Linked DNA regions of Homo sapiens: regions 1 and 3 are each linked to region 2. The links are chromatin contacts, found by Hi-C in ENCODE. All regions are on one chromosome and are shown on one strand. Each heading gives the region's core, a stretch centred on a gene start or an enhancer-like site at or near the end of the contact. The rest is flanking DNA. Distances are from core to core; before and after follow the strand shown.

Region 1 (4,116 bases), core at 1,492-3,991, 6.3 Mb after region 2:
TCTAGATTTGCTCAACATGGCAGCTGGCTTCCCCAAAGTGAGTGATTCGAGAAAGAAAAAGTTGGTTACATAGACCAACCAGGAGATGGTGGATGTTGTCCCTAACTTCCTGGAGGCTGGCTAATAAAGTGCATAATTAATATTTATTGATTAAAGTAATGTGTGTCTGATACTGTACTAAGCATTTTACATATGTCATTTCATTTAATCCAGATAACAATCCCATGAATCATCCTCATTTGAGATATGATAAAACTGAGGCTTATACAAGTTAAGTAAACTGTCAATTTCTACGAAGCTAGTGGCATAACAAGAGTTCAAACACAGATCTCTTTAGCTCAAAGGCTGTGAAAACATGGTTCACAGTACAAATGAATAAAAGAATTACATTATTCTAAGAATAAAGTGATTTAGGTGGTCTTTTTAAACTTTGTTTAAATTGAGTCAAACTCATTTGTATGTGGCGGAAGAAACTAGATGTTTTATCAGGCGGGAAACCCTAAAATTCTTCAGGTGAGTAAAAAGTTAATTGCTTCCCTATTCTGTAGTTGACAAGGTGTTGTTTCATTTTTTCTCTCTTACTACGCTGTTTCAAATTCTTGGCAGATTATTGGAAACAAGGAAAGTCAAGAATTCTCCCAGTGACTACCCATAGAATTAAATCAACAAAAACTGTTGATCATTGACTGTGCATATGGCACTGTGGCAGCTTCCCAGATCTACAAAGCAAGTGAGACAGTATCTGTTGTTTAAGAGGTCATAATCTCTTTCGGATTAAGGTGATACAAAAATAATAACACAGAGAAGCTGAAGCATCATGGAGAGGCACACAAGGAATGCTTATTGAGGTCTGAATTTTTAAAAGACTGGACACGTCTTTAAAATACATTTGGTGTTCGTTAAAATAATCTAGTGTGATAACCTCTGGAAATCACATTATTTTAAATGGAGGGAACTAGCCTTCTTTAATTTTTTTTTTAAAAAGCAGTTGGAAAACTTGAAGACAGGGACTTACTTACCTTTCCACATGTCTCTGTCAGGAACCAGTTTTCTAGGAAGGGTGGCAGAAATGAGCTTCATATGTTTCTGGAATGCAAGAATGTAGAAAGGGGGGTGGAGGTTCAAAGTCCAGGTAGCCCTCTGTGAGAACGCAGGAATCAAATCAGGACAAACAAAAGAAGGGTGAAGTGGGTAGGGCAACGGAGTTTCGGGATTGACTGGAATGAGAGTTAAGGTGATAATGCTGGGGTGGAAATGAAAGTCAGACCCCTCCTTACGGACTGGGAAGAAAGGAGCCCTCCTAGTAAAGTTGAAAAGACCAAGTGTCCTCTTCTCCATTTCACCGGGGAAACGCTCCTGTGCCTAGTCGTAAGGTACAGGAGAGTCTATGGAGCCCATGGAGAGTCTAATGCAAAAACTAGTTTCCGACCAAACTTTGCCTTGGCCACTGAGCATGCTCAGCTTTGTCTTCTATAGAAAAGTGAACTCCGTGGCTCCAGATTTTAGCTATAGCAGCTGGAGGGCGGGAGTGAGTGTGGGAGAGCCAGCGTGGCAGCGGCCGCAGGTGGAAACCTGGAGTTTGAGTATGCTTGAAAGGGAAAGTGTGGAACGAAGGGGCGGCCGGGTGGGGAATCAGAGAAGCCCCCAAGGAAATGATTCATCATTGTGATTGACCTTGACTTTAGCAACCCTTCATTAAAGGAGAAAATTTGGTTATTCGGAGATGGGGACTGTGTTGCAAACAGTTACAGGCAAAGAGGGGCAGTTCAGGATTCCGGCCGTGGTCCGCAGGAATGAGTCGGGGCGAGGGAATGGTTGTTATAACCCAATAGTGAGCCTCCCCGGTCATCCGGGCTGGACGGGACTGGGGTTGTAGCAGAAAAGCAGGAGCTGTATGGAGGATGCTCACCTGGCAGCCTCGATCTGCCCCTCTTCCCTCGCTCCTCCCTCCGCACCAGCCACAGCTAGTTGTCAGGGGCCAACATCTGGGCCGGGCTGGAACTGGCTCAGAAACTCGCGTTTGCCTGCTTATTTCTGCAGCTGGGCTCCTTGCCAGGTGCAACCACATCTATGAGAATCTCGCAGACTCTCAGACTCCTATGCCTTTGCTGGTACAGGGAGGAGGATTTACTATCACTCACTGCATAAACCATGATCACCAGAGATGTGCTCCCAAGTTACAAAGCCTGCAGGCGGTGCCCGAGGACCAGAGGGCCGGGCGCGGCCAGCTCACACTTCTGGGGCAGCCGTGAGCAGCGGGCACACGGGCAGCCACGAAAGCAGCAGCGAGGGTGGTGCAAACACCTCAAAACTACACCGAATCCAGTAGCGCCTGGCGCCCCCGGCGCGCAAGGTACGCTTTGGGGCGGTCCTGTGTGACCCCGGAAGAGAAAGTTGTTTTGGGGAAGGGGAGCAAGGAGAGGAGTGCGAGTTAAATAAAACTAAATATCAAAGTTGTTCTGCTCTGCTCAGGCCGCCTCTACTCCGCCTCATCTTTGTCCCAAGTCCTTTCACAGTCTGCCTTCCTCAAACGGCCCGATGCGCCCCCGTCTTTGCCGGAGTAAGCAGACCGCCAGCAGCCGGCCCGCAGGTCAGTCGACCCTCTCTGGATGCAGGTCGCCGGGAAAACCCGGAGCGGAGCATCCCTCGGGCCGGGAAACGCCCTCGGCGCGCACCCACTGGCGCGCATGCTCAGTCCGCGCGGCGGCTGCGAGTAGGAAGCTCCGCGCGGCGGCGGGGGCGGCGACGGCGACTGGCGGGTGGGAGTGGAGGCACCGGCTGGCGGGCGGGGGTACAGGGACGGGGCAGGGGCTCCCGCTCCAGGTTCCTTGAAGCACTTCCGACCGCGAAGCCCGGCGCGAGAAGCGAGCTAACCCAAGAGCCAACAACGAGCGCGGAGAGGGCAGCGGACTGAGCGGAGCCGCCGGCCAGAGCGGGCTCGGAGCCCGGGTCTCCGCCGCTCGGGACCCGGCTAGGCGGCGGCGGGGGCGGCGATGTTCCACTGCATCCCCCTGTGGCGGTGCAACCGTCATGTGGAGAGCATCGACAAGCGCCACTGCTCGCTGGTCTACGTCCCCGAGGAGATCTACCGCTATGCCCGGAGCCTGGAGGAGCTGCTGCTGGACGCCAACCAGCTCCGCGAGCTGCCCGAGGTAAGGGTCCGGCCTCACCTGAGCGCTCTGCCCGCTCGTCTGCTGTCCCTTCCGCTCCCATCCTCTCTCGTCCCCTCTTCCATCTCCGGGTCCGGCGTGAAGGAACCTTCCCTCTTTTATGCATTCACCTGCTTCTTTCTCCCCCTGTCTCTTTACTTCCATCCTTTCCCAGTAAAAGTTCCTTTTCATTTTATTCAAAGTGACCGGATATTTTGCGCGTAGTCACTGGGGCTCGTGCTATTGGAGAAGCGTTCTGGACTGTTAAGTAACTTAGATCCATGCTAGGTACTGACACCTGGCACTTGTGCCCGGTCAGGTGAGAAGCCGGGTGATTCGGGCTGTTTCCATCTGGAAGCTACAGAGCACTGCATCCTCCCCCCCTCCACTCCCCGGGGTCGTTCCCCCACCAAGGGCCGGGCGCGCCTCTCCTTTAGTCAAGGCATGTCCCGGAGGACCTTGTGACCTGGGCAGCGCTCAAGCGGGCCGCACTATCTCGGCATCTTGGGAGGAATGAGGAATGTGCTCCGTGCTTTATCGCGGGTGGGCTTGGCCGGCTGGCCTGCGGTGGCTGCGGGGGTGGACGCGAGATGGGCGCAGGGGAGAGCTGGGCCTGGAGCGCTAGGGGCAGGTGCCCAGATGCCGGCCGCCCGGGCCTTGCCTACGTGGACCTGTTGCGTGGTGGGAGCTGCGGTGAACGTCAGCGGAGGCTCTGCCCGCGGGCCAGCCTTGCAGCCGCCTTTCCCGGAGCGGGCACAGTCGTCCTGCTGACTTTCTCTCCTTGCAGTGATGCGTTATCTCTTCAGAGTTGTTTATGTAAATTGATCACTCCATTGCCGCCGAACTTGTCAAGCGACATGTGCTGATGGTGCTTTGACCGAGAGTAGGGGTACAGCGAACTTCTTTCAAGCTTGCCTCGGGAACTTAGCTAGAGTAACCCCTCGGGGAAGGTGTCTCAAACCCAGGT
Region 2 (3,782 bases), core at 173-2,672:
CTTTTGAGAAGCATTAGAAGAATTAAAAGATGGCAAAAGCAGGCCTATAGGAAATAGTGGTAATGGATACGTCCAAGGTTACTACTATGGGCCACTGTGCTCTGCATTGCAAGATTTGTTTGAACATACTCAAGAAATTGAAGTTCAGACAGGTTAATTTATCCAAGGTCCCACAAAAAGTAAATGGCTGTGCTGAGTTTCAAGGACCCATGTCTGCCTGGATCCAAAGGGCAAGTCAGTTTCAGTGCTGGATGACTGAGAATTACAAAATTTCTTGAAAAAGCACTAGGCACAATAGTTGGCGTTCAACAAACGCTCACACACACATCTGCCCTGGAATTGGGTCTACTTAAACAGAAGGGGGAAAAAAAGCTTGCTGAAATAATTATACTTCTTCGTAACTACCAAGCTCATGTTTGACTGACTATAGTAATCCTATGCCCTCCTTCACATTGACGCTAGAAAAAATGCCTGGCAGTATTTCAAATCATGATGCCTATTTTTCTCTCGATCAAGTAACAACTCAAATTATACTTTAAAAAGAAAAAAAGCAAATTATAAAGTTGCATTCAGCTGACAAGAGACTAAAGGAATCTGTGAAACAGAATTTATTTGATGCCTAGGTTTCTCCCTCACCCGACGAAGACCAAATGCTGCTGATCCGTAAGTAACTTCGCAAGGTAAACTGAGGGGCCTGGCAGCATCTGGGCCTCCCTTAAAGGTCGAAATCAAGTGCGCTCGCCCTCCTTCTGTCCGCCTTTTCCCTTTAAGGTCCTCGAGGCTGCTTCGCTGCAGAAAGTAACTCCGCGTCGCCGCCGCGGAAAGTGGGGCAACTTTGCCTATCAGCAGAAACCTTTTGATCCATCTGAGGCGACAAACCAGACCAAACGCCCGCCCAAGCTGTTCCGAGCCTCCGGGGGGAGAGCGAGCCCAAGCTCCTCTGCACCGCTTCCTCATCCGCTCGCTGCACCTGGACGCGGTCGGCGCGCGACCCCCGGCCGTGACGTCACCGCACCTGGCAGCAGCCGTGGGGACCGGGAGAGAGCCCGAACGCGACGGGGCGGGGTGGGGCGGGGAGAACGAGGGCGTTCTCGCGAGATTTGCCTCCTCCCGGTCCCAGCTCCCCGCACCTTCTCGGCCTCTGTCTGGGTCCCCACCTTAGTCTACGGTGTCGCCTTTTCTAACTGCGAGTGCTAAGGAAGAGGCGAGGGGCGGGCTCCGAGGCTAGGCGGGCGCTCGGGGTTGGAGCCGAGGGTCTGGGCAAACCGGTGGGTCCCTCCCCACTGCGGGAGCGGCCAGGGTGGGAAAACCGCGGTCGGGCGGGCGGGGTAGGGCCCTCCCGCCGCCGTGGCTCCTGGGGAGGCCAGGGGTGAGGAGCTGTCGCCGCCTTTGCCTCTGCCTCGAGGGCCGCGCTGAAGAGACTGGTAGGAGAGCGCCGCGGGCGGATGGAGGCGACTCTTCGCCCCGCCTGAGCTCAGGAGGGGCTAGCGCGGAGCGCGGGTCCCGCCTCCAGCCGCGGGAGCGGCCGCGCGAGCCACCACTGGAGGAGGAGGAGGAGGAGCGGACGTCGGCTTCTCCCCGCGGGAGCCCCCAGCATGGGTAAGAGACTCGGGCGCTTCCCGCCGCCCGTCCGGACCTTCCAGACCCGGGGAGGCTGTGCCCTTTCTCGGCCTTCTGGGGAGGCGACTGCGGTCAGCCCCTGAGCGGCAGCACCCCACCCTCTCCATTCTCCCCACCGCCCCTTCTTGCCCTGCCTTCCACCTTGCTCTTCTCACGGAGAAACTGGTGGGAGAGCTCGCGGGTGCTTTCCCTCGCTCTCCCTTCTCCGCCTCTTTTCCTGTTCACCAGAAAGGTGCGGGATGGGGGGCGGGGGCGCCTGGCCACCTCTGCTAACCCCTTGCCCAGCTAAAATCAGACCTGACCTTCCTTCCCTTCCTCATCCCCTTGCTTCCCTCCCCCTCCTCGTGGGATGGGGGAGGGCGATCGAAAAACTTGATAAAGTAGCACTTTCAACTTCTTTATTTTCTGCGAGGCTTTGAATACGTTTAAGGAGAGAGATAAATTTGTTCAAAAACTTTTTTTTTTTCCTGCTGAAACTCGCAAGGGGTGCCTCAAGGACAGGAAAGCTTGAGTATTTGTTTTACTCGGGTTCTACCTAGGCAAGTGTGTTGGCACCTAAGCATTCAGTGTGCTCCCGAGGACTGGGTTTGGACTTCAGTGTTGGATCCTTTGAGGAGCAGTTTCCTGTTTGGAGTTAGACTTCCTTGCCGGAGGAGAGAAAAATACAAGGCCTTATATGTTATTTACTATGTGCTTTATAGTTTTGTTTGAAGTTAGAGAAGGCAGAATGTGTGGCAGTCCGGGTTGAAAAGGAGTTTTGTTAAGTGGTGTAACAATTTCTTTTGATAACAAAGTTCGGTGTGGGCTAGGCATTAAACTAACTCCCTCAATCCTTTAAAAATTAAAAGCAACTTAAGAATAGCTTACAAAAAACAAAACACCCTGTGTCTCTATAAGGCAGAACGTGTTCTGTAAGAGTAAACCCAAGTTTGATTTTTGTAGAGCAAATCAGGAGGACCCTATCACTTTTTGCAGTTGAGAGTTGGTACTGCTTCATATCAACAAACGATCACCGAAATGAATAATTCATGTAATTAACAAATGATTTAGAAGCAGGACGAATACAGACTACTGCTGATGTGGCACCCTCTGTCCACACTTTGCTTTGTGGGGGATGTTTTGAGCATATTGTTTATAGACACTCGCCTAGCTATCCTCTGTTTTCTTAGACTTTTCTAATTTTATGTTCCCTTCTCCACCTCCCTCCTTTCAGGTAACTTTCATACTCAAAAGTGCTCTTGAGCTCAAAAACAGTGAAATAAAACATTTGCTATTTGGAATTTTCAAATGAATTATTTTATAATTGATTAGTTGAGCTTGCAGGGCAATTGTGGGCATATTCTTTTAAGTATGAAATTATAAAATCACTTTAACTGCTTTGGATTAAGATAATACTAAAGTTAATTACACAGTTCTTTTCTGTCTTAAATGGGATGCAGAATAAAATTAAACTACTTTGGATGACCTGGGGATGCAGTCTTGTTTTGCATATAGGGCTTTTGAGCTAAATTCTAAATAATATTTGTTCGCATTTTGAAATTATTTAAATACTTTTTTTTTTTGCTTTGCTTTTGGATGTGCTTGTAACTGATTAGTGTCCCCCATCATCTTTCCTTTTCTAATTTTTTTTTAGAAGTGTGGAAATCATATTCAGGTTTGTGATTCTGCATAGGGGAAAAATCAGTAGGCCGTTACTTAGTGTGTGAGGTCGTCTCTGGAGAAAAGTAAATGTGTACCAATACTTGGACATTGGAATACCTATTTTGATTGTCCAGAGGCTTTTTCTTTGTGATTTATTTGTTGTGTTCTGTTTAGGTGAGTTTTCATATAGACTTGGATATCAATGTTGGTATACTCTCGACTACTTAGAATGTGTTTTGAAGGTATGTTACTGAGGGCATTTGTGGTTAAGTTTTTGTAAAGTGTTTGTGAAACATTTCCATATCAATATATATATTCTTTAAGTTTATTGGTCATGTAATAATAAAATTCCCAAGTTCACTTAAAGGGAGTTTGCTCTTTAATATAAATCTCATTTATTTGGTTTTACCAGCCATCCTTTTTTCTTATGATTTTAGATGCAGCCTAAAATATTTACATGATATTTTATCTAATTTGTCACAAAATGAAAAAATCTGAAATTTTTTTTGTGTGTAAGATAA
Region 3 (3,794 bases), core at 952-3,451, 5.5 Mb after region 2:
ACAGAGCCAGCCTCCGTCAAAAAAAAACCCAGAACATTAGTAGAAAAAACAGTGAAATCTGAATAAAGTCTGTAGTTTAGTTAGTCATGCACCAATGTTAATTTCGTAATATGACATGGTGATGTAAGATGTTATCATTAAGGGAGACTGAATGAGGGACTGTATTATTTTACAACTTTTCTATAAATCTGAAAATATTCCCAAATATAAATTTGTAAAAAATGAAGAGGAAACTTACAGGTTTTTAAAATACCGAAAGAAACATAACCATTTTAAATGTAATGCGTAGACCAATGTCTAGATCCAAACTAAAACAAACTATAAAAACAAACAAACAAACAAAATGCCTGTTTGAGACAATCAGACTGAAGGTTAGATGACAAAGAATTGCTAATTTTGTTGGATGTGATAATAATATTGTTACATTTTAAAATCCTCATCTGTTAGAGGAAAATGTTGAGGAACTCCCAGATGAAATGTTATGATGTTTGGATTTTGCTTTAAAATACTCCCACAAAACAAGGGAAGGGAGGTGATAGATGAAACAAGATTAGCATAGAGCTGATGATTGCTGAAGTCGGGTGATGAGTACATAGAATTCATGGCAATGTTCTCTCTACATTTATTGGTATTTGAAAATTTCCATACTAAGAAGCTAAAAGAACAGAACGAAAACAAAAACAGACACACACACATATGTAAGCAAGATACCAAGGCTGCCAGTTTGAAGCCACTGAAGAAAACAAGAAATTTACCCTGAGAATGCATAATTAATAAGAGCTCAGAGTAACTGACAATTTTCAGGTAAATTTCCTTTCTTCTTATTAATAAATATTCACTGGTGCTAGATCAGAAGCCAATAATTAAGTAAAAGTCAAAAGGAAAATAGAATTCCATCAACTACGTTCTAATTATAAAGAAAAATCCCTTCAGGGATGGTATCTGACTCAGTGAAGCGTGCCTGTGATTTTGGTGGACGAGAACTAGAACTGAACGGTGCTTCAAAACGTATTTTTCTTTCAAAGGTCTCAAAAGCTGTATGACAAATCCGTGAAGAAACAGCATATAAGGTACCTCGACTCCGGCGGCAGCTAAAACCCATCTCACGGACTCCATCCGGCCTCTTCCGTTGGGATAGTGGAGCTTGGGCCTTGCTGCCATGATAGCTTTTCAGGCTTTCTGAAATACAAATGCAGCAGCTCGTCGCAGACCAACAGTCCCAATTTCGCGTCTTCAACCCAGTGCTCAGGGGCGAAATGAATATTCAGGATTTTGGCACGGGAAACTGTTCTTTATTTTTGTTGCTGCATTTTCCCTCACTCAAGAAAAAAAAACCACCATTTTAAAACATGGAGAAAAAAACCTTGGCTTTTATATGATTTCTATTTATGACTTCTTATCCTGGATCTTGGGAAGCTGGGGCCATTTGTTGTAAAAACATATGTGCTAGCAGTACGGGATTTCACAAATTCAGAATATTATATATTTTGACCTCGAGAATCTCAGATTTTCCAAATTCAGCTGGGGGATAGGGGGTGGCAGGCGTTGAAGAGGGTAGCGAAGGAAAATCGCACAGCCACTGGAAGCTCTTCAAGTATTCATGCTTTTACATACATCATCATATTTTATTATCACGGCAACTGGAAGGTGAACAGGCCGAGTACTACTACTGTCTGCAAAATGTGCGTCCACCGTCACGCATGCGGTGGCTGCGCCCCCCGGGTCCCGCGTGTCCACCACCCCTACAGGGAGATGAGCCCCCGGCCTTGTAAAACGAGCCGGGGGCCAGGGCTTGGCCATCTGAGATCGCACTCTCCCATGCTCGTCTTCCCCGCTCAGCCCATGCAGGGGCGTAGCGGCAGCCCAGCCAGGCCCGGGGACGATCCGAGCCCACCTTCCACCAATGCATTCAGACTCCGCAGAAGGGGTTTAAAAAAAAATACGCACACTGAGCCAAGAAGGACCCCAGCTCCAGCCAAGGGGCCCACCTCTGCCCAGACTGGATGGAGCAGGAGGACAAAGGACAAGAGGAAGAAAAGACAAGAGAAGGACTGAACTGGGGGAGTGAGGGAAGAATGCGAGAGTGAGACTCAGAGAGTAAAGGGGAGGGAAAAAAAAGAAGAGAGAAAGGGCGAGGAAGGGGGCGACCGCAGGAGGGAGACAGACCTGGAGTCCACTCGGAGGCCTGGAGCCGCACAAAGCGCCAGGTCAGCGGTCCCGGCTGGGTGAGACCAGCAGGCGGCTCTAGCGCGCGGGAGCTGGGCGAGGCTCCGGGACGACCTCACCAATGGAGACTGCAGTATTTAGCATGCCCCACCCATCTGCAAGGCATTCTGGATAGTGTCAAAACAGCCGGAAATCAAGTCCGTTTATCTCAAACTTTAGCATTTTGGGAATAAATGATATTTGCTATGCTGGTTAAATTAGATTTTAGTTAAATTTCCTGCTGAAGCTCTAGTACGATAAGCAACTTGACCTAAGTGTAAAGTTGAGACTTCCTTCAGGTTTATATAGCTTGTGCGCCGCTTGGGTACCTCGGATGTGAGGGCGATCTGGCTGCGACATCTGTCACCCCATTGATCGCCAGGGTTGATTCGGCTGATCTGGCTGGCTAGGCGGGTGTCCCCTTCCTCCCTCACCGCTCCATGTGCGTCCCTCCCGAAGCTGCGCGCTCGGTCGAAGAGGACGACCATCCCCGATAGAGGAGGACCGGTCTTCGGTCAAGGGTATACGAGTAGCTGCGCTCCCCTGCTAGAACCTCCAAACAAGCTCTCAAGGTCCATTTGTAGGAGAACGTAGGGTAGTCAAGCTTCCAAGACTCCAGACACATCCAAATGAGGCGCTGCATGTGGCAGTCTGCCTTTCTTTTGACCCATTACCCATCTAAGTTAGATGCTTTTTTAAATGTTTTTTAATTTTTAAATTTTTAATTTTTTTCATTATTTATTTTTTATTTTTGAGACGGATCTCGGCTCACTGTAACCTCCACCTCCCGGGTTCAAGCGATTCTCCTGACTCAGCCTCCCGAGTAGCTGGGATTACAGGCGCGCGCCACCATGCCCGGCTAATTTTTCTATTTTTAGTAAAGACGGGGTTTCGCCATGTTGACCAGGGTGGTCTTGAACTCCTGACGTCAGGTGATCCTCCTGCCTCGTGCTGGGATTGCAGGCGTGAGCCACCGCTCCCGGCCCTTAGATGCTTTTTAATCAGCAAGTACGCAATGCTTTCCTGACAGGAATGTCAAGTCCGTCAGGAAATCCACATAAGGGTGTTAAGCAGGCAAAGTACCACATACAGATTAAAATCAAAAGCACTGTCAACGCTTATTTAATTTATACAGTAGACCCTAACTTTTCTAATTTTGTGTATACATATATATACATGTATACATGTATACAAACATACATATTTTCTTCTTTCTTTCTTCATCTCAGTGGGACATCTTGAGATTTCTCTTCATTTTGTACATTTTAGAGACAAGTGCTCTATAGTCACGGTCTCAAGTCAGCACCTGTTTGGAAGGGGGTCTTTGGAGTTGGGGGTGGTGCTAAAAGAATAATTTGGCTGGCAAGTTAGTTAAAACATTAAAAATATATTAAAACTATCAGGGCTATATTATGGAACAATTGCAAAATTCACATGGATTTCAAAGTTTGAAATATATGCCTTCGAAAATAAATTTTGTTTTTAGAGGCAGCTTCTGCTATTTCTCAGGCTATAGATGTTGTTATTTTCTTCACCCACGGGGGCGCTCGAGAGTACCTTGCTTGACAAGCCTGGGTGCTGAACAATTG

The links. A loop is a pair of places that touch in the nucleus more often than their neighbours do. Pooled maps may share reads with other maps.
Region 1: a pooled map shows a loop between it and region 2 (10-fold over the local background). The contact joins the promoter of LRRC1 here to the promoter of CD2AP-DT in region 2. A Hi-C loop is called at or near these places in 5 of 50 pooled maps.
Region 3: a loop to region 2 is called in a pooled map, with 7 times the contacts of the local background. The contact joins the promoter of GSTA4 here to the promoter of CD2AP-DT in region 2. A Hi-C loop is called at or near these places in 6 of 50 pooled maps.

Annotation. Positions count from the first base shown.
Region 1 is chr6:53,792,264-53,796,379 of GRCh38, forward strand. It overlaps LRRC1 (leucine rich repeat containing 1), which reads left to right and starts at 2,742. Exons shown (of 14, transcript NM_018214.5): 1 at 2,742-3,152. The coding sequence starts at 2,994. LOC124901333 (a long non-coding RNA gene) reads right to left here and starts at 1,412. Exons shown (of 5, transcript XR_007059619.1): 1 at 1,278-1,412; 2 at 1,020-1,086. RefSeq lists silencers at 1,433-1,562, 2,608-2,847 and an enhancer at 2,814-3,526.
Region 2 is chr6:47,476,650-47,480,431 of GRCh38, forward strand. It overlaps CD2AP-DT (CD2AP divergent transcript), which reads right to left and starts at 1,423. Exons shown (of 1, transcript NR_187257.1): 1 at 594-1,423. CD2AP (CD2 associated protein) reads left to right here and starts at 1,140. Exons shown (of 18, transcript NM_012120.3): 1 at 1,140-1,599. The coding sequence starts at 1,596. RefSeq lists a silencer at 902-1,411 and an enhancer at 1,698-2,424.
Region 3 is chr6:52,993,083-52,996,876 of GRCh38, forward strand. GSTA4 (glutathione S-transferase alpha 4) reads right to left here and starts at 2,202. Exons shown (of 7, transcript NM_001512.4): 1 at 2,167-2,202; 2 at 1,075-1,179. The coding sequence starts at 1,161. RN7SK (RNA component of 7SK nuclear ribonucleoprotein) reads left to right here and starts at 2,538; the gene lies at 2,538-2,869. RefSeq lists silencers at 2,123-2,354, 2,686-2,775 and an enhancer at 2,306-2,525.